7 separate regions of the Homo sapiens genome follow, and regions 2, 3, 4, 5, 6 and 7 are each linked to region 1. Evidence: chromatin loops called from intact Hi-C (ENCODE). Cell type or tissue: endothelial cell of umbilical vein. All regions are shown on one strand.

Evidence for each region. Peaks named below come from ENCODE experiments on the same cell type or tissue, not always from the same donor. Only the 100,000 strongest peaks of a DNase experiment are listed, where the experiment ranks them.
Region 2: it touches region 1 in a loop (9-fold over the local background); 59 of 110 quality-filtered maps call a loop at or near these places.
Region 3: it touches region 1 in a loop (8-fold over the local background); 3 of 110 quality-filtered maps call a loop at or near these places.
Region 4: a loop joins it to region 1, with 10 times the contacts of the local background. A loop is called at or near these places in 2 of 110 quality-filtered maps.
Region 5: it touches region 1 in a loop (6-fold over the local background); 7 of 110 quality-filtered maps call a loop at or near these places.
Region 6: it touches region 1 in a loop (12-fold over the local background); 7 of 110 quality-filtered maps call a loop at or near these places.
Region 7: a loop joins it to region 1, with 9 times the contacts of the local background. A loop is called at or near these places in 78 of 110 quality-filtered maps.

Annotation. Positions count from the first base shown.
Region 1 is chr6:169,788,584-169,792,583 of GRCh38, forward strand. LINC00242 (long intergenic non-protein coding RNA 242) reads right to left here. Exons shown (of 2, transcript NR_026781.1): 2 at 207-2,535. It overlaps LINC00574 (long intergenic non-protein coding RNA 574), which reads left to right and starts at 1,490. Exons shown (of 3, transcript NR_026780.1): 1 at 1,490-1,833. In endothelial cell of umbilical vein, a CTCF peak has its summit at 1,721 (motif pointing right); DNase peaks (open chromatin) are centred at 1,748 and 1,968; H3K4me3 peaks cover 799 bases.
Region 2 is chr6:170,514,703-170,518,702 of GRCh38, forward strand. No RefSeq gene overlaps it. Among named protein-coding and RNA genes, the nearest start is that of PSMB1, 37 kb to the right of the region's middle. In endothelial cell of umbilical vein, a CTCF peak has its summit at 2,495 (motif pointing left); a DNase peak (open chromatin) is centred at 2,399.
Region 3 is chr6:168,955,102-168,959,101 of GRCh38, forward strand. LOC105378146 (a long non-coding RNA gene) reads right to left here. Exons shown (of 4, transcript NR_136250.1): 2 at 2,639-2,758. Among named protein-coding and RNA genes, the nearest start is that of LINC01615, 210 kb to the right of the region's middle. In endothelial cell of umbilical vein, a CTCF peak has its summit at 1,959 (motif pointing right); no DNase peak of the experiment used is centred here.
Region 4 is chr6:169,999,720-170,003,719 of GRCh38, forward strand. No RefSeq gene overlaps it. Among named protein-coding and RNA genes, the nearest start is that of LINC00242, 200 kb to the left of the region's middle. In endothelial cell of umbilical vein, no CTCF peak of the experiment used is centred here; no DNase peak of the experiment used is centred here.
Region 5 is chr6:169,932,909-169,936,908 of GRCh38, forward strand. It overlaps LOC107986674 (a long non-coding RNA gene), which reads left to right and starts at 735. Exons shown (of 5, transcript XR_001744483.2): 1 at 735-902; 2 at 3,420-3,576. In endothelial cell of umbilical vein, no CTCF peak of the experiment used is centred here; DNase peaks (open chromatin) are centred at 1,653, 2,283 and 2,663; H3K27ac peaks cover 2,446 bases.
Region 6 is chr6:168,893,259-168,897,258 of GRCh38, forward strand. No RefSeq gene overlaps it. Among named protein-coding and RNA genes, the nearest start is that of LINC01615, 270 kb to the right of the region's middle. In endothelial cell of umbilical vein, a CTCF peak has its summit at 1,944 (motif pointing right); a DNase peak (open chromatin) is centred at 1,953.
Region 7 is chr6:170,528,438-170,532,437 of GRCh38, forward strand. No RefSeq gene overlaps it. Among named protein-coding and RNA genes, the nearest start is that of PSMB1, 23 kb to the right of the region's middle. In endothelial cell of umbilical vein, a CTCF peak has its summit at 1,583 (motif pointing left); a DNase peak (open chromatin) is centred at 1,574.

The DNA.
Region 1 (4,000 bases):
GTTTTGCCCCCAAATACTTGAGCATTCATCTATTGAGAACAAAATCATTCCCCTTCAGTTATCAAATGGAGGAAATTTAACAATAACACAGCACCATTATCTAATACATGGTCCATATAAAATTTTTCCCAGTGTGTATAATAATATCGTTTATACCTTCATTTATACCTGTTGTTTGTTTTTATCCAAGCACCACAACTGCTTTTAGTTACTATATCTTTTATTTTTAAAATCTGGAATAGCTCCCTTTTTGTTTTTTTTCTTTCTGTGTCAGAGACATTTTTGAAGTATTTATGTCACCTTTACAGAATGTTCATCAATTGGCTTTTGTTAGATTGTTTCCTCAAATTTGACAGTTTTAAAGAAACACTGCATCCATGATACTGTCTGAACCAGTGCATCACATCAAGACACATGATTGACACAATAATGCTGTGTGCCACTCGCTGCATCACAGCAGGACACATGAGGCACATATGTGCTGCTGTGCATTCCTCAGTGAATATTGCAGGACGTGTGGGTGGGGCCAGGTGTTGTCAAGGTCCCGGCAGGTCGCTCTGCCCTCTAAACACAATGGCTGGATGGGCGGTGGACACCTGCTCTGCGGAGCCTGGGCAGCAGCTGAAGATGATGTGGGGAGGGGCTGCTCAGCTGGGGCTGGAAGGTGAGGACAGGGCTGGGCTGGCCGCCTTGTGGAGATAGCAGGACTTGTTGAGGGAAAGTCAGGCCAGGGATGCAAACCAAAGCCTGAGGAGAAACTGCAGGGCCGTGCATGGCCTCAGCTCCCTTTCTGAGGCTCCGTTGATGTGAGTGCTTTCAACAAGCCCTCCAGGGAATCTCTGCTGCTTGCAACCAAAAAGTAGTGACCACTGGAAGAGCCAGCCCCTGCGAGAGGACAGAGGCATGGCCGCCATCAAGAGGCAGGCAAACCCCAGAGAAGGAGGCCACGGACTTGGCAGTGGACGACCGGTGTGCGATCTCAGTGCCACAGGTTACTGGTTTTGTGGCAAGATGTGTACCTGCTGACAGCATGGCTTCCTCGTCTGCAGAGTGTGACAGTGACATTCCCTGCCTCATTAGACGTTAGGATACAGTGAGGCGCCGTGCTCAGCCCCATTCTGGCACGTAGCATCGATAAACACCAGCTCTTACCGGACCGTTCCCTTATGCTGGGAGGAAAGAAACGATTTGGATTTCCTCTGTCTAGAAGTCCAGCTATCTGCATGTGTGTTCAGAGGACGTTCTCGTATCTCAGGAGTGAAACCAAAGCATCCTGTACATCTTTCCCCCACCCCCACTCATAGCCTCGGATTCTCTGCACAGCTTTAGTAAAGGAGCTGATGGGGAATCGGATGCCTGACCCCGAGTCCTCACTCTGGGGCTCGAGCTTAGGATAACTTCAGGTTCAGCTGAGGCCTCTGAACTGTGACTCCGCCCCGTGGCCGCATGCGTCGGAACTCCTACCTGCCCTTTGCCCTTCTCGAGGCCGGTGCTTGACTGGAGGAGGGCTGGCAGCAGAAGTGCAGCTGACCGGGTTGCGTTTTCGTACGGCTGACTAAAGCGGATACCGGTGGCGACTCATTTCTCGTTTTATTTTTCAACGATTTGGCGGAGAAGCTCCTCTTGTGAATGGACTTTGGATTTCTTGGAGCTGCGCTGCGGGTCCCACAGTGTGGCTTTCGGCCCGTGCTGTGCTGGCGCCTGCACTTCCTCTGGCGGGGCACGGGGTGGCGCTCCCTGGTAAAGCAGCGGCCAGGGGGAGCCGTGAGTGAGGCGCTGCCTCTCCCGCTGAAGCGGGTTCCAAGGCCACCGTGAGGGGGACCATCCATCCAGGTAAAACGTGTTCTTTCCTTGTTCCTTTGCGAATCGATGGGGATCAGGCTTCCCCAGGTGGTGAAGTGAGGAACAGGGACCGCGGGGCTCGCCTGACCAGTGGGGTCTCCATCCTTGTCCGTGCTGACAAAAGACAAGAACAGACAGCGCCTGAAATCTTCCCGCCTCCGTGAGGGAAGCCTGCGTCTGGGAACGCGCCGCAGGGAAGTGATCCCTGAGTGAGGGAGGAGGTGCCGGGGCATCATTAATCAGACCTCAATGCCGGGAAGGTTCTTTGTTTAAAGAAACACTCATGTTTAAAGAGCACTTGGTGCGGACTTGCTGTGGCCATCGCCCTCAACAGCTCATCTTTAGGAGGTGCAGGCTGAATTCACGCCTCGGTGTCGTCCATGTCTGCCTGCCGCGCAGAGGAGACAGCGAGAGGCCTTCCCACCGCACGGCTTTTACGGGAAGCTCTTCGCATTGGCTACAGGGGTGTGGTTTGGTTTATAGCCACACCAAGTAATTTTAATAGAACTCAATAACTGTGTTGCCTTGCAGGCTCCGAGTGCTACAGGCAGACCCGAGTCCGAGTCTTCCTACGGTTCATTGTCCCCCCCTGGATTTCCTAGGGACTCCAGATACGATGGCATCGATGTCAGTTAACTTGGCACTTCTTAAAATAGATCTATGATCAAATCTTAAGTTTTTCCGAATAAGACTCTGGAGGAATGCAGGAAGGTCATTTGATTACTTTAAAATAAGAGGATTTTATGTTAAAATATTGAAAAAGCCAGTCATAAAACTAAGCTCTGTACCAATGAATATAGTTCGCGAAGCCAGCAGCACAGGCTTATTATTATAAATATCAAACACCACCATTATGAGTAAGCTCATTTATTTTCAAAGCACTTTGCGATCATTAATTGTTCACGTCTGTGAATACCCCCTGAGAGACAGTATTATTAACTGCATTTGAAAGGAAGAAAACTAAGGCACAGAAAACCCGTAATTCATTGTCCTGAGGGGAAAAGGAGACACCAGGAACACGGCTGTCCTTTCGCTGCATCTTCTCTTTGGTAGAGATCCAGGGACATCTGGAACATCCACCCTCTTTCTCCCACTCACGGCCATGCCACCACCTAGTGCCTCACTGACATTTCCTCTCAATCTCAGGATAATCACATCGATGTAACACTTGGCAGGTTTGTTATCTCAGTGTCTATTATCTCAAAAATTAATCCTAATAGCAACCTTAGAAAGAGGCAATATTAGCCCCATTTCATAGGAAAATGAAGGATCAGTGAGAAAGTGACAGGTCTGTCACTGGCAGTGCAGGGCAGGGCCATTGTGGTGAGTCAGGCCTCGGCTGCAGGTCTGAGTTTATGCCATTGCCCCCATCTGTGGGGTCTAGGAGGCTGTTGTCTAAGCAGAAGGCATGACCCATCAGGGGCCATGGGTGGTGGGCACAGAATTGAGTCATCTGACTGCCTTCCCACCCACCTGTATGTGTTCTTTGTTTTATTTAAGTCCTGTGAGGGTAGTTTAGGACCTTGTCCCTTCCCACAGCATAGCACAGAAAATTGGGCAAGTCCAGACCATGACTAAATCCACTTTAAAAAACCCACCCCCGCTGAGACCGGCGGATTCTCTCCCTCCCCACTTGAGATATGATGTTGCCTTAAATGGTCCAGCAGTCGCGGAGCCTCAGGGGGCCTCTCTGCCTTAGTTGGTGCATTCCAGTGCTGCTCGGTCTGTATTTCCAGATCTTGCTTTTATCCTTTTATTTTCTAGAGTAATTGATAATTCCAATCTATCTGGCCTGCATGAGATTTATAAAATAAATGGACAAAATAGAAAATAAATATTTTATGGAGCCACCACTGTGTGCAAGACATTCTGCTAGGGAGGCTGAAGGGTCCCACAGCTTCTAAGGACCGGTCCCTGGCCTAATGGAGCTCACAACAGATTGAGAAGGGAGGAGGGACACCGCTGACACAGCCCACGCTGCCCAGTGCCGGGTGCAGGAGAGGCAGTGGATGCAGGGGATTGTGGGCAGGGTGTGCTGGGCCTGGGCCCTGGCTCCCTTTGGGAGCCTCATGGCCGCTCTGCTGTCTTCCTCCGTGCATGGCCTGGGCCGCATTGTGTGCTGTGGAGTTATTGGATCAGACCTGGATGCTGCAACCCA
Region 2 (4,000 bases), 730 kb after region 1:
CAATACAAAAACACTTGAAATATATTAGAAAAATAGAAAGTTCCAGCAAATAATTAGAGGATATTAAGAATAACTGAATGGAAATTTTAGAACTGAGACATGCAATAACAACAAAGGTTTTTAAAACTCAGTAGATGGACTCAACAGCAGAATGGAGGGGACAGAGGAAAGAATTGGTGAACAGGGAATTAAAACAGGGAAATAAAATAAAATAAAAAAAGAAATTACCTAATCTGAACTGCAGAAAGAAATAAACAGAGCCTTGGAGACCTACAGGATCACAATCAAAGGTCTAACATTTATGTTATTGGAGTCCCAGAGAGAGGAGAAAGAGGGCATGACTTAAAAAGTAGTCAAACAAATAGTGGATGAATATTTTCTAAATCTGGCAAAAGACATAAATCTACAGATTCAAAATGTTGAGTGAACTCCAAATAGGATAAACCCAAAGAAATCCATGCCAAAGCATGCTATAACTAAACTTTTGAAAACTAAAGACAAAGAAAAAATATTGAAAGCAATGAGAGAAATAACATCTACCTATAAGGGAAAACAATTTGAATGATACGGAATTTCTCATCAGAAACCAGGGAGCCAGAAGGAAGTAACAACATTTTTCAAGTGCTCAAACAAAAGAATTGTCAACCCAGGATTATTTATTCAGAGAAAATATAAAGGTGAATGAAGGGGACTTGAAGATATTTTCAGATGAAAGAACAGTGTAAGAGAATTTGTTGCCAGCCGACCTCCTCTAAAATAATGGCTAAGGGAAGTTTTCTAAACAGATAAGAACTAATAAAAGAAAGAATCTTGGATCATGTTAACCTAAAGGAAAAAAACTGAGGCAAAATTAATATAAGTAGAGAGTTTATCTGGGCTGAAGCTGAGGACTGAAGCCCAGGAGACTCATGCAAGTTGCCTTGATCCATGCTCCAATTAACAGTAACTACAAGTGGTTTGTAAAAGCAAAAAAGAAGTGCAGTCCTTAAGTTGTTTACCAATAATTTACTTTGCTTTATTAAAATAACAAAAGTGATTGGTTGGCTATACATTTTTCTTTGTATCACAAATTCCATGAACATGAAGATTATGGATGAGAGTTACATTGTGCAACTTGTGGTAACATTTTAGGTAATTTATCAGCTAGCCTGGAAACTAGAAGAAAGGGAAAAAAAATCAAAATGCCTTTAAAAACTTGCCCCCAGGTATGGCTGCAGAGGACATGATTAGAGTCTCATGTTTATGTCTCTCTGCGTCTGATACATTTTCCATATCAGGCCAGGCATGGTGTTTCATGCCTATAATCCTAGCACTTTCGGAGGCTGAGGTGAGAGGGTCACTTGAGAATGGGAGTTCAAGACCGCCCTGGGCAACACAGTAAGATCAAGATCCTGTCTCCACGAAAGAAAGAAAAAAAGAAAAGAAGGAAAGATTGATTTAAAAATTACTTGACATGACGGTGCATGTCTGTAGTCCTGGTTACGCAGGAGGCTGGGGCAGGAGGACCACTTGAGCCCATGAGTTCAAGGCTGTAATAAGTTATGATCATGCCACTGTACTCCACTACAGTGTGGGTGACAGAGTAAGGCCCTGTCTCTCTCAAAAAAAAAATTCATATCTCACATTCCTCAGACGCTCTGAGACATGTTCTCAATCATTAGGAAAAAAGAAAGAACAAGGAAAATAGTAAAAATATAGATTAAAAAATACATTTTCCTTCTCCTCTTGAATATTCTAAATTATGTTTGATAGTTGAAGCAAAAATTATAACCCTAACTGATGTGGTTGTAAATACACATGGAGGAAATATTTCAGACAATTACATTAAACATATTATTAATATCAAATATTTATGATTATTAAATTATAAATGAGGAGGGTGAGGTGACATAAAGGAGGTCACCTTTTTTCCTACTTTTCACGGGAGCTGGTAAAATGCTAACACAGATAGACCGTGTTTTGTGTAATAAGTAGAAAAGCGATACCAAGAGATAAACTAAACAGTGCAATACATAAATCAAAGTGGAATTGTAAAACAAAAATATTCAAGAAATATATAGGAAGGTAGGGATAACAGAAAAACAAAACAGAGGGAAATAGCAGAAAATTTAAAAAAAGATGGCAACTTCAGACCTAATGTATCAACAATTTCATTAAATGTAAGTGCTCTAAATAAACCAGTTAAAAGGAAGAGATTGGCAGAGTGAATTAAAGCATGACCCAAATATACACTGTTTATAAGAAACTCACTTCAAATACAATGATACAGGGAGATTGAAAGTAAAAGGATGCTTGTGCTTGCCATTGGTGGACCTGTAGGCAGACCTGCCCAGTCCAGGCCTGCCCACTGTGGCCCCCATTCCACCCCCTAGGGCTGAGCAGGGAGCTCAGACCACTGTGCAATCCAGAATCACCCCATTGCCTGAGGCAACGGTAAGCTTCGGCCACTAAAGAAGGATCAAGTATAGACCCAGCCACGTTGGCTGCTGCTGGCTCTTACCTATAAGTGCCATCTACTGGATTGTAGGTCGAACTGCACAGCCCAATATAAAAGCTGAAAGAAGTGCACAGGGCTATAGAAATAAAGCCAAAAGACCCTACCCAGCATTCTCTACAGTTGCACCCCTAGGGAGGGGGTAAAGGGAAAAGGAAAGAAAACTAATAATACTACTATAGTAAAAGAAAGAAAAAGATAAGAATCCTGGATGAAAATATTCACAAAAATTAGAAGTGTCAACATCTCCAGATGAGAAGGAACCAGCACAAGAATTATGACACCATGAAAAATTTGAATATAGTGATTCCACCAAAGAATTGAACTAGCTTTCCAGCAATGATCTATAACCAAAATGGAAACTCAAAAATGACACATAAAGAATTCAAAGCATGGATTGCAAGGAAGCTGAATGAAATCTAAGACAAGGTTGAAAATCAACACAAAGAAACTTTCAAAGCAATCCACGAAATGAAGAAAGAGACAAACATCTTCCAAAGGGGGAAATCAATTAGACCTTCTGGAATTGAAAACTCACTTAAGAAATTTTAAAAATACAATTGAAAGTTTTATCAATAGACTGGACCAAGCAGAAGAAAGAATTGCAGAGCTTGAAGACCAGTCTTTTGAACTAACCCAGTCATACGAAAATAAAGAAAAGAGAATTTTTAAAGATGAACAACATCTTCAAGAACTAAGAGATTATGCAAATAGACCAAACTTATAAACTATTGGCATTCCTGAGAGAGGATAAAAAGTAAATAATCTGGAAAACATATTTGAGGGAATCATTCAAGAAAATTTCCGTATTCTTGCTGGAGAAGTAGACATGCAGATACAAGAAATCCAGAGAACACCTGTGAGAGACTATACAAAACAAATATCACCAAGGCATAGAGAGTCATGAGACTGTCCAAGGTCAACTCTAAAGAAAAAATCTTAAAGATAGCTACAGAAAAAAGTCAAATCACATACAATGGGAACACTATCAAGCTAACAGTGGACTTTTCGGCAGAAACCTCACAAGCCAGGAGAGATTGGGGGCCTATTTTCAGGATTCTTAAAGAAAAGAAAGTCCAACCAAGAATTTCATATCCCACCAAACTCAGCTAAAAGAAATAAAATATTTTCCCAACCAGCAAGTGCTAAGAGAATTCATTACCGCTAAACCAGACTTACAAGAGATCCTTAAAGGAGGTCTAAACATGGAAGCAATAGAATGATACTGGCTACCACAAAAGCACACTGAAGTACACAGCCTACAGATCCTACAGAGCACCCACACAATAGAAACTACAAAGCAACCAGCTAAGAACTTCACAACATGATTAAAACCTCATATATTAATATTCGTGTTGAATGTAAATGGTCTAAACACCCACTCAAAAGACACAGAGTGGAAAGTTGGATTAAAAAACAAGACCCATCTATCTGCTATCTTCAAGAGACCCATCTCACATGTAACAACACCCATAGGATCAAAGTACAGGGTTAGAGAAAAACCTA
Region 3 (4,000 bases), 830 kb before region 1:
AGACTGGATGCACAACGTGAGGGCCAAACTTCATAAAATTATACCATGTTAAGGATTTTTGTTAAATAAGTAGATTTTAGCTGCCTTTGTCACAAAAAATATGTGAGATAATAGATATGTTAATCTGTTTCACCACTGTAACCATTTTACCATCTATATTTCATAGCATCATGTTGTAAACCTCAAATATACACAATACTATTTAAAAGGCACTAAATCGTACTAAAATAAATGAAGCATTAGGTATAAATATAACAAAATAGGTGCAGCGTCTGTATGCTGAAAACTACAAAACACTGATGAAAGAAGGAAGAAATATCTAAGTAAATGAAGAAATATGCAGTTTCATGGATTTGAGGCTTAATATTTCAAAGATGTCCATTCTCCCATTTTCCCTGATTTGAGCAATGCAATCTCAATAAAATTCCAGCAAGTCTACTTTGTAAATAACAACAAGCTGAATCAAAATTCATGTAGAAAGGCAAAGAAACTATAATAATCACAAAAATTCTGCAAGAAAAACAAAACAAAATTCTGGAAAATGAACAAAACAACAAAAGTAAAGTACTCACATAACTTGATTTTAAGACACTATAACGTGACAGTAAACAATAAAATGTGGCATTGGCACTGGGATAGGCAATCAATGGAACAAAAGTAAGAATAGAGAAATTGACTCAGACATATATTGACAAGTGACTTTTGGCATAGGTACAAGTCATGTTAGGAAAGAAAGAGAATCCTTTCAGTTAATTGTGTTGGAACATTTGATATGCAAATGTCCCAAATAGGACCAATATATACCTTTTCCATATACAAACATTAATTCATAGTGGATTATAGATTTGAATGTAAAATGCAAAACCATACAACTTCTAGAAAAAAAACATAACAGAAAAGCTGCATGGCTTTGGTTTTGGTGGTGAGTTTTAAGATACAGTACCAAAAGCATGCTCAATGAAAGAAGAATTTTTAAAATTTGACTTTAACAAAATTTAAAGTGTTTGCTTTGCAAACGACCTGTAAATATGGTAAAAAAGCAAGCCACAGACTTGGAGCTATTACTTGCAAATTTCATATTTGATAAAGTACTTATATCCAGAATTTTTTCTCTCTCTCCCTATTACCCTCAAGTACTACTAAAGTTAAAGCTTAAAATAAAATTGACAACACCAAATGTCGATAGGCATGTGAAACCACAAGAATTCCCATTGCTGGTGGGAATACAAAAGTAGTATTCTACTTGGACGTCCACACCCCCTGGATCACAGATTGCCCATTTCTTATAAAGATAAACATACAATCATCTCATGGCCCACAAAGTCCTGTCCTAGATGTTTATCTAAGTGAATGGAAAACTGTGTTCACACAAAAAACAATTTGCAGATGTCTATAACAGTTTTATTCATAACACCTCAAACTGGAAACAACCAAGTTGTCCTTCAACACGAGTGGAGAAACAGACTGTGGTGTGTTCACACGACGTAAGGCTACTCAACAGTGAAAGGAGTGAGTAACCGACTCACAGGATGTAGATGAATCTTAACTGCATTTTGGTAAGTGAAAAAGGCAGCACCCAAAGGCTGCATATTACATGTTCCACTTATATAACATCCTGGAGGAGGCAAAAATGTAGGAACGGAAAAGGGGGCAGGGCTTCTAAGGGTTTGGGGATGGGTTGATGAGTGATGGAACTGTTCTGTGTGGTAGTGGGTGGAAGATTTTTGACTGCATTTCTGTGTTGTGGAAAGACATGGAAAAGCTAAAAAGTCAAATTTATCGTATGCAAAGTAAATAAAAACTCAACTAGGATTTGAGGAAATCTCAAACTAGAAGGATGACTGTGACAAATGAATCTAACTGATTACAAATGATGACACAACTCAGAAATGTTGCTCCAGAATCAGAGAAGAGAAGTGTGAATCTGGTGGGGAACTCAGCCGGGCAGGCTGGGAGCTGTCAGGCCAGCCACTTGGTGGTGCCAGAGGACCTCCAATAGAAGCTTGCACATGATTTTACATAATTTACCCAGACAGCAAAGAAGGCTCAGCCACTGCACTCAATCAATACCAGTGAGGACACTGCCACACTTGCTGAACACAACCCTGGAGCACGTCTACAGGTCAACAGCATGACACCGATAAAACTGAAAAATGGAAAAAGCACAGGAGCCCGAGCCTCTACACACAGAACCTGGGCCCCTTTTTGAATTTCATATGACTACACTGTATAATGAGTTTTGACTGTGTCCTGGTCATTGTTTAATTTTTCTCAGAATTTACTTGGAGTTTTACTGGTTGGAGATTTATGGACTGTATGGTAGAGAAAGCAAACATATAAATAAGCATAATTATGCTGGCTCCCAATGTAAAGAATGAATTCATTGTTCTAGTTTTGCTGGAGTTGTCACTGAAGAGCTCTGAAAGAAGCCTTCTGCCTGCTCAGAACCTTGAGGCATCCAGTGGCACCACAGAGCTAAAGCCATCCAAAGCATCTGGCGTAGCTTCCCTGGTAAAGATGTCACACTAGTCTCATGAGTCCACACTCCCTGAGAGCCCTATAAACTCTCACCATGTGAAACTATCACAGGTTCGCCATTATGCAAAGTATTTACCCCAAAATTTCAACTTTATCTTACTTCAGGCAGACATAGAAGAGGTACTTCCAAAGGTTCATGCAGTGTACTTAGGCTCATGGTCAATCAGCGCAGGCTGCCTTTTCTCCATGGCTCCGAAGCAGCTTCCACTAGACCTAAGACCTGGAAATGTTGTCTTATAAGAAAAGATGAAAAGAAAAAACATGCCCTAGATTCACATGGAAGGAAGACCATACTTTGCTTTTGGCCACTAGTCCACAATTAACCTGAGAGTTATGTCACCCAGGTACAACACCTGGTCCCCTGTCCCGTCAGAAACATTTACAGCAAAGATAGTCAGGAATGTACCAGAGCAGATGATGTTCTGGAGAACCCAAATTACGCAGATGAAGACAACTTATTTCAAAAGAAAGAGAAAATTGTGAGAAGTGAAGTTTCCGCCAATACCCACTGCAAGTGTGCCAGATGACTGGCTCTAGAGTGTCATCCTCGAATCTGGGGGCTTTCCTTCCCTGTTTTCCTGGGCATTTTCTTGGCATGTTGCCTACGTATGGTTCTTTTCTGTTAACAGGCACCTGCTGCCTCTCAGCAATGGTGTCTATAATGTTCCTCCCCCTACTATTATGAGCCACTAGCTCATCCCTAGTGGCTTCTTGTCATGAGTCTAATTTCTGGTTTGATATTCTCACAATGGGGCTCATTCTGACAATCAGAATCACTCCTAGGCTTGGTCTCACTGTCTCTGTGCGATAGCCAGACTCTTGGTATCAGTGTCTTGTGACATATACGTTGGTTTTCTGTGTAATTTTACTCAAACATGAAGTGACATTTTGCATGAAACTCTAATATTTGTTTCAAGGCATTCCTATAACTCAGTTTATCAAGACAGTTTGTTTATCTGTGCAAACTTCTCTCTATCAGGACAACATGTTGCTAATCTGAGCAAAAAGTTCATTTACCAAGTAGCAATGTTCTTGTGAAGGCTCACTTCGAAACTCTTGTCTTCTGTCCACAAACCTTACAAGATCACACCACAGGCTTTACCCAATCCTAATCAATTTTCATCTTAAAAGAATCACCGAAACCTACCATTTATTCTAACAAACTTGATAATCCACACTTCATCCTGATAAAAACGTTAATTCAGGAAATTCTTCTGGCACAGACTGGGGTCTCCGTATCTTTCTCCCTCCAATCATGATCCCGGCTCTTCCGGGATCCCATCTCTGTTGGTGAGGAGTCACTGGGGCTCTGGGAGCCCTGGAAAGACTTGGGACTTTAAAAGCTGAAGATTCTTAAGAAGCTACAATGTATATTATTTGTTGTTTTATTTTATTGACTGGTTCTCATAGCATACATATGTATGAAAAACTAGTACTTATCTCTTTTTTATCTTTCTAAGAA
Region 4 (4,000 bases), 210 kb after region 1:
CTGACCAGCAAGAACATCAGCACAGACCTTAAGCCTAATAGGAAGCATTTACAATCTCTTCTCTCTGCAGCCTGCTACTTGGAGGCTTCGTCTGCATGAGAAAACCTTGGTCTCCACAACCTCTTATCTTAGTCCAGACACTGCCTTCCTATGGATTCTAAGTTTTTAGATAATAACAACTCTTTCAACCAATTGCCAATCAGAAAATCTTTGAATCCACCTATGATTGGAAGCCCCCCACTGCCCCTTGACTTCCCATTGTCCTGCCTTTCCAGACTGAAGCAATGTGCACCTGATGTGTATTGACCGATGCCTTACAACTCCCTAAAATGGACACATGTTCTCAGGACCTCCTCAGGCTGTGTCTCAGGCTGTGGTCACTCATATTTGACTCAGAATAAATCTCTTCAAATATTTTACAGATTTTGACTCTTTTTACTGATAAGGCATTCCTGCTTCTCGGGCTCCAAGTCAACACTGAACAGCCTTGGAAGCTCTGCCTTTGGGTGATGGCTCCGAATCTCTCATCCTCATCACAGAGCACCAGGCCAGTTGGGTCGCCAGTGCCCAGCCTCCTCCCTGCACGCAGTTCAAGCAGTGAGTCTCAGAAAAGCACATACTGCTGCCAGCTTTAGATGCTAACAGAGGAGCCAGGGCCATCTGTGAACAGCAAACTCACTTCCAGCCAGAGGCATGGCTCACACCGGATTCCTGCTGGGTGTACCTGCCTGGCCACAGTCAACAGCTCTGGCCATGTCGAATGCCCCATGTCCCTCTGCTTGCGCTGTTGCGGGGGGGGGGGGGGGTTCCTGCTGCTGTCCCCCTGGAGGCAACCTTGCTGTCTCTCCTAGGTGGTTCCCAGAGGTGACAAAACCAATGAGGCCAGGGTTGGCAAGATGGGAAGGAGGATGGGTGGGGCCCTTGCCCCATGCAACTCTCACCCCCCACCAAGACCACCTGCACTGCAGCAGCCCAATGTTGCCATCCCCAGCAGTGGGCCTGGAGTGGCTTAGGCAGGGACCCCAGCCATCCCCTCCTTCTCACCTTGTATTAGTCCATTTTCATACTGATAATAAAGTCATACCCAAGGCTGGACAATTTACAAAAGAAACAGGTTTAATGGACTCACAGTTCTATGTGGCTGGGGAAGCCTCACAATCATGGTGGAAGGCAAGGAAGAGCAGGTCACGTCTTACATGGATGGCAGCAGGCAAAGAGAGAGCTTGTGGAGGGAAACTCCCCCTTATGAAACCATCAGGTCTTGGGATACTTATTCACTATTACCAGAACAGCACAGGAAAGGCCTGCCCCCACAATTCAAATACCTGGGAATTCAAGATGAGATCTGGGTGGGGACACAGCCAAATCATGTCATTCTGCCCTTGGCCCCTCCCAAATCTCATGTCCTCATATTTCAAAACCAATCATGCCTTCCCAACAGTCCCCCAAAGTCTTAACTCATTTCAGTATTAACTCAAAAGTCCACAGTCCAACATCTTATCTGAGACAAGGAAAGTCTTTTCGCCTATGAGCCTGTAAAGTCATAAGTAAGTTAGTTAGTTCCTAGATACAACAGGGGTACAGGCATTGGGTAAATACAGTCATTTCAAATTGGAGAAATTCGCCAAAACAAAGGGACTACAGGCCCCATGCAAGTCCAAAATCCAGTGGGGCAATAAAATCTTAAAGCTCCAAAATGATCTCCTTTGACTCCATGTCTCACATCCAGATCACGCTGATGGAAGAGGTGGGTTCCCATGGCCTTGGGCAACTCTGCCCCTGTGTGGCTTTGCAGGGTACAGCCTCCCTCCTGGCTGCTTTCATGGGCTGGTGTTGAGTGTCTGCAGCTTTTCCAGGCACAGAGTGCAGGCTGTCAGTGGATCTACCATCCTGGAGTCTGGAGGACGGTCGTCCTTTTCTCACAGCTCCACTAGGAAGTGCCCCAGTAGGGACTCTGTGTGGGGGTTCCAATCCCACATTTCCCTTCTGCACTGTCCTAGCAGAGGTTCTCCATGAGAGCCCATCCCTGCAGCAAATTTCTGCCTCGACATCCAGGCATTTCTATACAACCTCTGAAATCTAGGCAGAGGTTCCCAAACCTCAATTCTTCTGTGCACTTGCAGGCTCAACATCATGTGGAAGCTGCCAAGGCTTGGGGCTTGCACCCTCTGAAACCATGGGCTGAGCTCTATGTTGGCCCCTTTCAGCCATGGCTGGAGCAGCTGGGATGCAGGGCACCAAGTCCCTAGACTGCACACAGCACAGGGACTCTGGGCCCCAAAACCACTTTTTCCTCCTAGGCCTCCAGGCCTGTGATGGGAGGGGCTGCTGTGAAGACTTCTGACATGCCCTAGAGACATTTTCCCCATTGTTTTGGGGATTAACATTTGGCTCCTTGTTACTTATGCAAATTTCTGCAGCCAGCTTGAATTATTTCCCTTCAGAAAATGGGTTTTTCTTTTGTATCACATTGTCAGGCTACAAATTTTCTGAACTTTATGCTCTGTTTTCCTTATAAAACTGAATGTCTCTAACAGCACTCAAGTCACCTCTTGAATGCTTTGCTGCTTAGAAATTTCTTCTGTCAGATACCCTAAATCATCTCTCTCAAGTTCAGAGTTCCACAAATCTCTAGGGCAGGGGCAAAATGCCACCAATCACTTTGCTAAGTCACCTGTGCTCCAGTTCCCAACAAGTTCCTCATTTCCCTCTGAGACCACCTCAGTGTGGACTTTACTGTCCATATCATTGTCAGCATTTTGGGCAAAGCCATTCAACAATTCTCTAGGAAGTTCCAAACTTTCTCACATTTTTCTGTCTTCTCCTGAGCCCACCAAACTGTTCCACCCCTGCCTGTTACCCAGTTAGAAAGTTGCTTCCACATTTTCAGGTATCTTTTCAGCATCACCCCACTCTCTGTACTACTAATTTACTGTATTAGTCCATTTTCACACTGCTGATAAAGACATACCCAAGACTGGGCAATTTACAAAAGAAAGAGGTTTAATGGACTTACAGTTTCACATGGCTGGGGAGGCCTCACAATCATGGTGGTAGGTGAAAGGCATGTTTCACATGGTGGCAGACAAAAAAAGAGAGCTTAAGCAGGGAAACTCCCCCTTATAAAACCATCAGATCTTGTGAGACTTATTCATTATCACAAGAATAGCATGGGAAAGACCTGCCCACATGACTCAATTACCTCCCACTGGGAACCTCCCATAACATGGGAATTCAAGATGAGATTTAGGTGGGGACACAGCCAAACCATATCACACCTCATTCCACATTTATCTCATCACAGCAGACTCCAGAGCAGGAGGCCAGGCCTGGCAGTGCAGCATCACAGGCACAGGAAAAGGAAGCCTCCCTGCAGTAGCCAGCCATGTGCCCTGTACTGTGGCTGCAATGCTACAGGGCCTGCACCCTGTCTCTCTGGTCCTGATGGGATTGGAGCCTCAGCCTTCCCAGGGCACAGCGCCCCTGCTGGAAGGTCTGCTCCAGCGCAGTCTTGCAGACACCTGCCTGGACTCAGCCATCTGCCAGGACTGGCCTGGCCGACCCCAGCTTTGCTATGAATGGGACTCTCCAGATGAATGACCCCATTAGGGATGGGACAGTCCATTGACAATTAGACTCATGGCTTCCTTGTCTCCAGGGTCACAGTTGCCCTGTGTGAAGTCCTGTGCCCACCCTTAACAATGGCTTTGTTTGCCCTGTCTACTGATCATGACTTTTGTCTGTCAGCCTAATATCTGCCCATCCCTTGACAGAGGCATGGGAGAGTGCTTTGGCCTTACCTGAACCTGGACCTAGACCTAGAGATGTGGAAGTTTCTGAAGCTTGTGAGCTGCCCTTTTATCTCTGTCATGGCTCATCTGAGTTTGGGGGAATGTCTATTCTGATGGGAAGGGATTCAGAATGGCTTCTGACTCATTTGCTGTCCTGTCCTCATGACCCTTGCAAAGCTGGGATGTTACAGCTGCCAGGGAGGCTAAGA
Region 5 (4,000 bases), 140 kb after region 1:
ATAGATAATGATGCTTATTTTTAACAGCGACGTTATTATTTGTGGTTGAAGTTTTACAGCAGAGCAATTTCTGATCTCAGCTCTAAAGAGAACATCTACCTCTGTGGGTTATTTTCCACCGGTATGTTTGGAATTTGCTTGTGCTGTAATTTGGCAACTCCTGAAACTTTAGCCTAAAAAATTTTGTGTGAGGTTTTGAAACGATACTTAGAAACCTGAGAAAAATATAAAACACTCTCAGATCCACACATCAAGCATGAGGCCTTTTCCTAAAGTACTCAGTGTTTGTTGAGGGAGTGAATGGAGGCCCCCAAGCCTTCATTAATTCTGATGCGGACCCCTGAGCTCTCCTTGTCCTCTGGGCTCGCGACTCCCTCCTTCTTCTGAGGCAAATGGGGAGGTTTGAGCACAAACACTCACTGGAATTAAGCCTGGTTTGTAGGACTCGCGGGGGAGGGAGGGGAACACCAGCTACAGAGTCAGGGACCCTGTCTGGGGCTCCCAAGGCTCACAGCAGGTGTTCAGCAGCAGGTGACGCTCACACCTGCCTCTGGTTGGGCCTGTTTAACTGCTCACACCTGCCTCTGGTTGGGCCTGTTTAACTGCTCACACCTGCCTCTGGTTGGCGGCCTATTTAACTCCTCACCTGCCCGTCTTCTACTCTGATCACAAAGATCCCTCGTCCCCGCCCCCCACAACCCCCTACAACCTCCTCTGTTTTGCATGCGAGGTCCCTCACAGCGTAGGCTCAGGCCCTAGGAAGAGTGGAGGAGCTGCTGGAGCAGCAGATGCGGCGAGGACTGCTGGACCTGGGGATCCTGCTACCTGGCCTGTTGCCGTCTGTGGCCCACCAGCCCCATTAGGGCAGCAACAACGCCCAGAGGAGCCTCTCGCTTAACCAGGTAAGAATTCGGAAGGAAGTCTTTGGCTTATGGCTGCTGTGGACTGAAATGGATCCCCCAGGATCCATGCACTGAAGTCCTAAGCCCCCTGTGACGGTGTTAGGGTGGGGTCTTTGGGAGGTGCTGAGGTTGGATGGAGTCCTGTGGGTGGAGGCCTCAGGATGGCACAGGTGTCCCTGCAAGAAGAGAAAAGGGAGTGCTGGCTTCCTCCTCGGCCTTGCCAAGCTCAGTGAGAAGGTGCCTCTGTGAGCCAGGAAGAGGCCTCAGTGGACCCTCCTCTGCTGGCACCTTGACCCCAGGCTTGCAGTCCCAAGCTGGGGGATGGGCATCTGCTGCTGAAGCACCTTTGGCTGTGGCTTTGTTTATGGCCTGGGCTGGCTCGGATGCTGGTCTCAGCAGCCTGGAAGAGAACGGGGTCAGGCCGGCACCCCCTTGGAGGAAGCGAGGCCGGCAGACGGGCTGTGTGCGGGTGCCTGTCCTGGCCTCAAGCGCTCCGCGCTGTCTCCTTTAGGGAACGTGGGATGTAAATCCACACTGATGTGTGGCTTCTCATGGCCTTCCTCCGTGCGGATAAACGGCGACCCCGCTTTAGTAGCAGCCAGAAGTGAATTCCAGACAATATGCACGGAGTGTACGGGCGAGCCCTGGCTGCACTGTGGACGATGACCAGGCCCACGGGACAGCAGCCGGGTCCGCCCGTTTCCTCCTGGCCCCATCTGGTAATCAGGCTTTGCCCTGGGCAGACTGCCCGGCAGCCTGGGCCGTGTTTGTCTTGGCGCACGTCCTGCGTCCGCTGCTGGTTCACGGTCGTGGTGCATCTCTTGCGTGAAATGTGCCCTTGCCTCACAGCCCCACCGTGTCCCTGTGATATGTGGGTACGAACACAGGCCCCTAAGCAAGAGCAAATTGCATTTCCTCCCCAGAGGGACGCGGTTCTTCCTGAGCTCCGGGGACCTCGCGGTAGCCTTCAAACACATGGCAGTGTGGCACCCTTGAGTCCCACAAAGCTGAGAGAACCTCATGGTCTGTGTTACTAAACTCTGTCATATCCTGAAACGATGACCTCTCCAACCCATCATAATCATAACAATGAATTTCAGATATGCCTGAACACCAAAAGCAGTAGGTAAAGGTGATTTTTCTTTGTTTTCTGAAGCCGGAGGGGTATGAACACTCCCCGGGCACACACTCGCACACTCCCTGCGTGAGTCTCAAGGCTGGACAGGGCATTTCCACAAAAGAAACCTGTGGAAAGCAGCCCTTCTTCTTGGCGAGGCCTGGAAGTGGCTCGGTCCCTGAGGACGTGGGGGGCGTTCTCCTCAGCGTCCACTTAGGTTTCAGCGAAGAAGTCCAGGACATTGGTGCAAGCAAACACGGTTTTCCTCGCCAGCTCTTCTTTCACTGTGTTGTGATTGGGTGTTGGGTCTGTTGATGGAAATAAAGCCAGGTCAGCATCAGCAGGGCTGACACGAGGGAGCCCACGTTGAGCCGGAGCAGCCGTGGGGGCTTGGGCTTTTAACAGCTTTGTCCAAGTAGGCACGGGTAGCCCCAGTGTCCCGGGAGCTATGAGTCCCAGTGGCACCCACAACCTGTTGAGCTAGGAGGCCTGGAGGGGCAGGTGGCTGATCCGTGGCAGCTCCAGGGGCCCGCCCCTGCTGAGCTGGACAGCAAATATGCCAACACCACGCAGGGGTGATTTTACGACAGGAAGAGAGGCCGGGATGTGAGTCTTCCCGACCAACCAGGCCCCGGGAAGCTGTGGTGGAATTTCACGCTCAACTGCAGGGCACTGTGGGCAGGGATGTATGTCTGCTGACCCTGGCTTGCACCCAGGCTGACCGCACAATCCCCGTTCAGTGAGGGAGGCAGCTGAGTTCAAAAAAGATCGGGTTTGAGCGGTAAATACCACTCAGGTCTTCCTCCTCTTGGATTTGATTTATGTTTTCTGGAGCCGAGCAAACATACCACACTGTGGTCCTTGCTAGGGAGGGTGCGCAGTATTCCTCAGGCTGGGGCCACCTCCGACCTGCACAGTGGACTCACGCCGTCCCCACACTTGCCCTCTTACTGCCCCGTGCTCTCTGGAGTTGGGACCCCCTGGCCTGGAGATGTACCCAGAGGAGAGAGTGAAAGGGAGGAGCCAACGCAGAGACTGGCAGGTCTTTTTGCAAAAACCAAGTCAAGTGCCCCGTGGGCTCCACCCAGGAGAGTGCCCGGGGGTCCCCTGGGTAACAGGGTTAATGCAGCCCAGGCCTGCCTGCCCCCAGGCTGTGGGGTGCGGGTGCGTGCTTGGCAGGAGCAGGCCTGATGCAGAAGGGGATTCCGGGGCCTCCCCATCACGCTGCCAGCCTTTTCCCATCCTCCAGGGTGCTGCTGAGGCCAAGGGAACTGGGTCAGGGCAGGGTGGCACCTAGGAGCTGCCAGCTGCACTTATTTTCATTTTATTACTAGCTTTTTGGTATCCTCGGGGAACTGTTTCTGGCCAACTCACATTCACCCCTGGCCTGTACCTCACAGGTTCAAGGAGCAGCTGAACCTCGGCCCACATCTCAGGGAATCAGCAGTGAGTCCAGATCTCACCGCACCTTCCCGGAAGTCACTTGGTCCCTGGAGATTCAAAACCGTGTGAGGCACAAACAGCAGCGATGGTCTCTGGTCTCCACCGACTTGGCCGGTAAGCGGCTGTGGGACCTGGCAGGTCCAGGGGTCTCCACGGCACAGTGAGGACGAGCTGGCCCGGACCTTGAGTGAGCGTTGGGTGTCGGCACAGTGCAGGGGAGCTGCCAGACCCAGGGAATGGCGTTCTCGCTAGTTTAGAAAGCAAAGGGTCTGCCTAGTCCTAAGAGAGTGGGGTTTCCACATAGCCTGAGGGTGGGCAGTGAAGAGGAGCTGCGGCTCTTACATGCCGAGCTGCTGAAACGAAGCCCCAGAAACCCAGCGGCTGGACCAGCAGGGATGCGGCCTCCCACGGTCCTAGAGCCCGGATGTCTGAGAGCCAAGGCCGGGCGGGCCAGGCGCGGCCCCTCCAAAGAATCCGGGGAGACTCGGCCCTGCAGCCCTCCTGGCGACTCCTTCCTCGGCCTGCAGACGCTGCCCCC
Region 6 (4,000 bases), 900 kb before region 1:
AGCCAGTTGCCTGTGACTTTATTCCTTTCGTGCATTCGTGAGTTTACTATCAAGGAAATACAGGTAAGCTCTTCACGTTTATGTTTTCACACTCTTAAAGGCAACTCTGATTCTGATGTTTTAGGCTTTAGTCCATGTTTATCCTGTCTTCTAATTGTTCTAATTTTATGCATGTCTATAATAGTTGTCTTATGTTTCTAAATTACTTTTTATCTTTTTATGTTTTATAGCTATACCCTTTTTCATGATTTTTAGTGCATTAATGCCTGGGAGTGACAGCTGTTTACAATTCAAATCCCACATTCTGCTGCGAACTCTCCTCCTCTGTGTCCGGAAGGTTCTATCCACTTTCCTTTTGTGCATTTAGTTATTGGCACTGCTCCTTCTCCCCTAAAAGAATTCTAAGCAATTACACTTGCTCCATTTCCCTTTAAGGACTCGAACTCACTTCTCCCAGCAAGTCACACTGGCTTACTTGGTCATTGATCTTATGTTTTAGTCTCATTTCCGAGAACCTGCTCATCTGCGGTTGCCTTGTGTGTGTTGGAGACCTTCTCAGAGATGGGGTCATTTTGACAAAGTCACAGAGCAAAAGCCATCACACATCAAAGCCAGGGCTCCTCTGATGCTGAGCCAGTGGTGGGGCCAGGGCTTCTCCGATGCTGAGCCGGTCCCTTTATCCCGTACCCCATCCTCCCTGTGTGAAGGGCATGTGAGACAAAGCCCTTCCAAGTGCAGGACCTGACTCATAGCTCTGACACCTCTGCTTCCTGGGCCGTGTGTGGACAGGCACTGTCTTCTTGAGTGTAGACTGTGTGTTTTTCATTCTTCCATCTGCGACCCGTGGACCTGGGCGTGGGCGATATGGCTGCATTGAGCCTCTAACTGGCTTTCTTATGATAATTATTTTTATTTTTATTTTTTTGAGACAGAGTCACGCTCAGTTGCCCAGGCTGGAGTGCAGTGGTGTAATCTCAGCTCACTGCAACCTCCGCCTCCCCAGCTCAAGCCATTCTCCTGCCTCAGCCTCCTGAGTAGCTGGGATTACAGGCACCTGCCACCATGCCCAGCTAATTTTTGTATTTTTAGTAGAGATGGGGTTTCACCATGTTGTCCAGGCTGGTCTTGAGCTCCTGACCTCAGGCGATTCGCCTGCCTCGGCCTCCCAAAGTGCTGGAATTACAGGTGTGAGCCACCGCGCACGGCCTACAATAATATTTTTAAAACGGCTTTCTCCTATTTTCTTTGGCCTGTCTAAACTTAAGTATCCATATTTCTGTTTTCTGTGTTTGGATATATATATATATATATAATATTTTCCCCATTTTCTCTCATTTTCCCTCAATTTCCTAAAATTTGCCTTTTTCCTTTTATTTTCTTATGACATTATTCTTGTCAAGTACAATTGCTTTTGAATACAAAGTATTTTGGTTTATGATGTTCATGATTTGTCCTGAGATCCTAAAATTTTTGAGGAGAAACCCTTGTCTTCACTTCTAAGACTATTTTATTTTAGTTCTTTTCTCTGCATCCCCCTTAACCAGCTAATAACATTTTGTCTTGATTTCATAATATGATAGGTTTTCATCTTTGTGACTACCATGTGGTCACTTTTACTCACTAGGCTTTTGAACTCAATTTAAACAGAATAACTTACCAGTGCAAAATATGAGGTTAGATGAGTAAGTTGGAATCAAAATTCTGCCATGTTGGGCAAATTATTCACCTACATATTGTGAAGTGTTGTGTTATTTCTCCTTATTTATTCTTATGGGGTCTTATTAAAATCTTAGCATTTGTTAAAGAAAATAATATTCATCATTTAAAGACCAGACGGTTCAATCTAATGAATTTTAATAACACAACAAATTAAACCACGTTTGCCCCATTCTGTAAACAGCGCTGCCTGCTTTTCTGTCCTGGCACAGTGTCCAGGCTTGGCCACGAGGGGGCACTTGAAACCTGCCTTTCGGTGCCTGGTCGTCGTCCCCTGAAGTGAAAAGTTGCCCTTCCGGTTATTTCCCTTCCTGTTTGTCTGCCTCCGGGGTGTGTGGCTTCATTATCAGATCTCAGCAGCTTATGAACTTTAAAAAGGGTAATAAGCCCTGTGAAAACCCCCTTTGTGCACGTTTTCAAAAATGTATTTAACATCCAAAAAGAATGTTATGACACTCACTGTCTCCACGAGTGAAAATGTGTGTGCACATTGTGTGTGTGTGCATGTATGTGTGCATCCATACGTGTGTATGTATGTATGCATCTGTGTATGTGTGCATGCATGTGTGTGCGTCTGTGTATGTATCCATATGTGTGTGTATGTGTGTGCATGCATGTGTGTGCATGTGTGTGCACGTGCATCGCTTGCATGTTTTCTTGTGTGTGCATATCTGTGTGTGTGTGTGTGTGTCCCGGATAAATAAGCCATCAACTAAGAAGGAAACAGGCTGGCCTTTGTCTAGGGCCTGCCTTACATCTGCCGGAGTCCAAAGTCCACAATTCTTCCCTTTCGATTTCTGCCTTTTCCATAACTGGCACTGACCAGCAGAAACAGAAATGTGTTGTGAGGTCACCACCATCACCTTTCTGCTCATCCACACGTGTGCTGGGGTCTGCTGCCGGCAGCGGTGTGGCAGGACTCGGCGGTCTCTTGTGCAGGTCTGCGTCTCAGATGAATGAGGATGAAGTTTTGATTAGATGCCCTCTCCGTTCCCTGAAACTCTGGAATTCTAGGCCTGTCTCTTTTTCCTGCTTCCTTCCCTCCCTTCCTGCTTTCTTCTCTTCCTTCTTTCTTTTCTCTCCCCATCCCACCCTCCCTTTTCCCTTTTTCTCCCCCATCCCTTTACTCCCTAAATGAGTGTCTGAGGGGCCGACCACAGTGCCGTGCTGTGTCCTCTGCGAGTGTGTATTCAGAACTACAAGAAATCACTTTGTTCCTTCTCCTGTGTACTCACGGAACTTGATTCTTGCCCTGAGAAGAAGGCAGGAACCGGACACCTCCATCACCCTCTCTTTTTACACTTTCCAACGTCAGGACAGCACCCTTCCCTCCACTCCCACCTTCAGACTCTCAGAGGAACAGGCCATCTTCAGCTTGCGTTAGAACCTCTCCTCTACAGCCAGGACCCAGGTGTTTTCACACATTCCCCAGGGTTTTCTCTCCAATCAGCTTTGCGCCCCATCCCTCATGTTCACATTCCATTTAGAGAGGAAGCTGCACTGGCCCTGAGCCCCGCATTGCCTGGTGTTTCCCATCACTGCTCCACTGACCTTCCTGTCTCCTGCCGGGACGGTGGCTGTGGCCCCCGAAGCTGGGCTCCTGCCTTCCCTTGCCCCCCACACCCTCCTCGAGGCTCCAAGAGTGACAGGCTGTGGGCAGCCTCAGTCCTCTCCCCTCTCCATCTGCTTTCAACCAGGAATTAATTCGAGCAGGAACACCGCAGTGAACCCTTCCTGGCAGAATAGGACTGTGGTGTTGAAGGCAAGGCTCAACCACCCTCCACCAGCCTGGCTGAAGTTTTTGCAGAACCATGCTGCCCTCCGGGTCCCTTCCCCCAGTCCTTCTCCCTCCCCAGGAGCCTGAAGCTCTCCCCAGCTTCTTGTGCTCTCCAACAAGTCCCTTGAAAAAACTGATCCCATATTTCAATTTGTTATGAATCTATGTTTCTTTATGTCTCAGAGCATACTATTAACACTTGCTTTAAAGGAATAGTGTACTAATTACAACATGGAGGTCGGTCTCCACTGACACTTTTCTTCTGGGATTGGGTCCTATTTTTCTGTTTCCTCGGTTGAAGATTGTAAAGGTTTTGCCACTGTCCTGGACACTGAAGGTCACGTGTTCAGATTCTGGGTTCTGTTGTATTCCTCCAAACAGTGCTCAGCTGTGTCATTGCTGTTGTTGGTAGAGCGGACACTCACTTGACTGGAAGCAAACTGCAGGCTCTGTCTTTGGACAGCAGGTCAAATCTCAATTCAGACCTTTCATCTCTAGCTGGGCTGC
Region 7 (4,000 bases), 740 kb after region 1:
TGACCATACCCCTAAATAAACAACATAAATAAGCAAATTTCAATTTCTCGGAAAAGTTATATTTTAGTGTCCAATGCTCTTGTTATGCAGTAATGGCATCTTTGATTATTCATATTCGTTAGAGCTTCCAGAAAGGAGTATTGCAAATCACACGGGCCTCTGACTCTCATGACCAAATCCCCCTGTCACTGTCCTTGTTCTCTGATCCTTCCTCTGGGCCCTCGGAAATGCTGGTCTCCATCAAATTGCTGTAAACAGTTTTCAGAAAAAGTTCTCTTTGGGAAGTTTCAAGAGAAAACCACAAATTTCCTGGAAATGCTTCATGCTTCATGACATTTAAGGCTTTCAGAGCCTTGAACTTCAGGAGCAAGATAGCTGGTAGGTCTTCTGGAGGTCTTGCCTAACCTGAGAAGGTCCCAGAGAATTTGTGCATAGAACCTCCCAGGAAGCAGTAAGACAGGCTGGTGCAGTCCCACAGGATGAGAAAGGTAAGAGCTTACCAATGTCTCCAGTTTTGTAAATGAATGTTCTTAGCATTTTTGGTGAGGAGAAAAAAATATCAAACCCATCACAGACAGATCAGCAGTCTCTTGACCTAGGTCACTCAAGGGGTTCTCAACAATCAATTCTAAAATGCAAGTGAAAAATGTCAATATAAGGCTAGACACAGGGGCTCATGCCTGTAATTCCAACACTTTGGAAGGCCAAGGCAGACCTAGAACTTTGTAAATCTGAGATTTTGCTCCATGACTTTGTGGATACTTTCTACTAATACCACCTACACAAAATCTTCAACCAAGAATCTTAATTGCATTTATCAACTTGTGTCCTTAGATCATAACATTTAGATTCATTTGAAAGAAATTTATTGAAGTAAAAGAAATAAGAAGAACTTGATAGCACAAAACAAAGAAAACCCAGAAAGAGAGAGAGAGAGAGAAGCAGAAAAACTAAACACTGAAACCCAGAGAGAGAGAGAGAAGTAGAAAAACTAAACACTGAGTCTTAATCTGTTCTGCCACTAGTCAGCAGCCTGCACAGAGCACTTTAATGTATTCTCTGTCCATTAGTTTCCTTGTTTATGAAAGTATATAGCTCCAAAAAAATTCTGTGTTCTGATTTTTGTCTCTCCAAACCACAACCAGTCCCCTGCTCCCTTCTCTCCTCCTCCTCCTCCTTCTTCTTCTTTCTCTCTCTCTCCCTGTCTCTCTCTCTCTCTCTCTCTCTCCCCCTTTCCCTCTCCCCCACCCACCCACCTCCCAACCCCTGCATACACCTAGGACACCTCCAGCATAGGTTACTACCAATTTTGCACACCTCCAGCATAGGTTACTACCAATTTTGCTGGGTTTATCTCCTTCTGTCCTTTCCGCTTTGATCTGAGGAATAGCTGAGATTTAGGACAGCAACAAGGTGTACCTCCTTCCAGGTTATAAAACAGGATTAATGATTAGGCTCAAGGCCCCTTCCTAGTCACTCAGTAAAGTCTGTGCACTGGAAAACTGTGGTAGCAGTTTTCTGAGCATTAGAAAACTGTGGTTCTCACAGAGGCTGGATGAGTCAACACTGCCATCTGGCGGCCTCTTGGAGGGTGATGTGGAGCCTGGCTTTCATTGAAGAATGAAGGTCCCTTGATTTCCTGACCCTCAGCCAACTCTCCAGCAGCTTCTCACTGCAGAAGAGGTCAGGCCATTGGTCAGCTTGAGGACAAAGTGGGAGGATCACACTTTCGATCACCTATACTTTCTAACAATCAGCCCTGTGGACATCTGCTCACGCCCCATGCTGTTTTTAAAATATTTTCCCATTATAGAAATATTTTTCAAAGATGATTCACAAGCTCCAGGAGCCATTCAGACAAGGGAGAGCAAATTGGCAGCTAAACTCATTCAAGAGTGGAGCAGATGCACATGAAGCTCTGTCTGGCGGAGGAGGCACAAGACACCGAGCCTGGCTGGGAGGGTGCTCATGACAAGAGTGGGGCCACAGGCCTCTCCTTTCATTGGACATAGTGGCCATACAAAGTGGCTGCCTTGAAATGCACCCACATACACTATCGGTCCTCCCGGTCTAGGGAGAAAACTAGCACAGTATGTCAACAGATAAATCAGCGCAATCCTGTGGGTGAAGCAGTGCACCCATACTCTTCATTCTGCTGAGCGGAACTCAAGGGTGAGACACTTGTATTCCTAACTCCACTTGCCTTCAGGCTCCTCCAACATTCCAAATTGCCCATGGACAGAGCTACTACCCCTCCATAGAAGTGACAACTTGAAATAAAAGATTTGAAGCTCCTTCCCACGTTTAGACCCAGGCCTGCTGCTAGGAACTCCAGAGGAGGGATGGAAAGAAGTTTGCACTGCTCACAGATTTAATGTTTCTCTCACAACCAGAAGTAGGCAGCAGGATGGATTTTCAATCAACACTAACAAACGGATCACTCCTGGGTCCTTTAAACAAGTTCCATGTCTCTTTATAGGTTTTAGGTGCCTCCTATGTGTTCAGACTTCGTATAATGGATATATAAGAAAAGTAAATGGGAGGGGCAATATTTAAGAAATAACAGCAAACAATTGCATTCATATTTAATATAAACTACAAGTATCAAGTTAATAGACGCTCAGAAGAAATTCATAAAATCTAGAAAAGTTGGGAAAATCTCAATAGAGAAAATAAAACTTGATCTGGACTTTAAGAGTATGATTTATAAAGTTCAAGGGGACAGTACACAAAGTCAGACAATGTTAGCTGAATCACTGAAGAATGAGAATATCACACCCACTTAACAAAGCAGCCCAGCTAGTTAAAGAAGTATGTTGAAGAGGTAGGGAGTTGGGTGGGGGAGGCGAGGATGGCGTGGAGGGATCTGAAAACTATCAACCTTAAATAATGAGATTTAGAAAATATGATTAAGTAGAGGGTTAATTCGAGTGCAGAGCTTGAGAATGGCCACCTGGAAACACTGACTCTAAACCAGTAAGGTTAATGTTTCAAAGTGGAGAAGTTAAGGTTTCACTTAGAAATTTTAGCAGGATCACATTTTCCATACAAGACCAGTGCATTCGCCACAGCAATTTGATTGGTTATAGATTGCTGCTCATTCCAAGATTACTTTATTACTCTGTGCGGAGGAGTAGTGATTTGAGGGGTCTTATGTCTGGTGCCTTTTTGTCTTGTTTACAGGGGAAAAGGCAGAAGTTGCGCCTGCATGCCGCATAACTCAGGCTCTGCATAGCCACATGTCTTTCAAGGCTCAGAATAATTTGAAGTTCCAACAGCTTTAAGTTTGAATTAATTTCACAAAGCGGAGAAAGACTTGGACTTCGTGCAGTAATGAAGACCACCGATGGGTACTGAACAGCTCTGGTGGGTTTGCACTCAGAGAAAGGAGCCTAAGATGCAGAAGGTGCAGTGAGGCAGCAGCCATCTGCTCTTGTGCTGCTGAGCAGAGCATGATGGGCTGTCACCGCTCACGCGTGTTCTTTACCTGCTGACTCACCTGGCGGCATGGGCTGCATATGGGGTCCCAGCTCCTTAAGCTCCTGTCAGGCCCTTCTGCAACTTCTCCCAAGCTCTTGGGCCAGGTGCATGTCTAGCCATGAAAAAGGAGGCCAGTACCTGATCACTAAGTGAAAGTTCTAAGGTAGTGGGACTGCCACAGGTGTCCCCCATGGTCCCAGGTCACAATCCAGTCTGTTGACCCTCCTCCTTTTGCACCATCGCCCCTTTGACAGCCTGTGCTATGGGTTTTAGGCTCCTAGCACCAAACAGAAACAGGCTTATATAGATCATCTAATCAGCTCTTCTTATGTGAGGCCGAACTCTGTAATAAATCTTTTTATGTCTCCTAGGGCTTCTCTGATTGAACCTGTCTGATGAGGAGTTAAAGAAGTTCTCAAATTGTGTATGCATAAGAATCACCTGGGATTTCTAGCTCAGAGACTGGGACAATAGGTCTATTGAACCTAGGAGTTCATTTTGAACAAGTGCTCTACGTAAT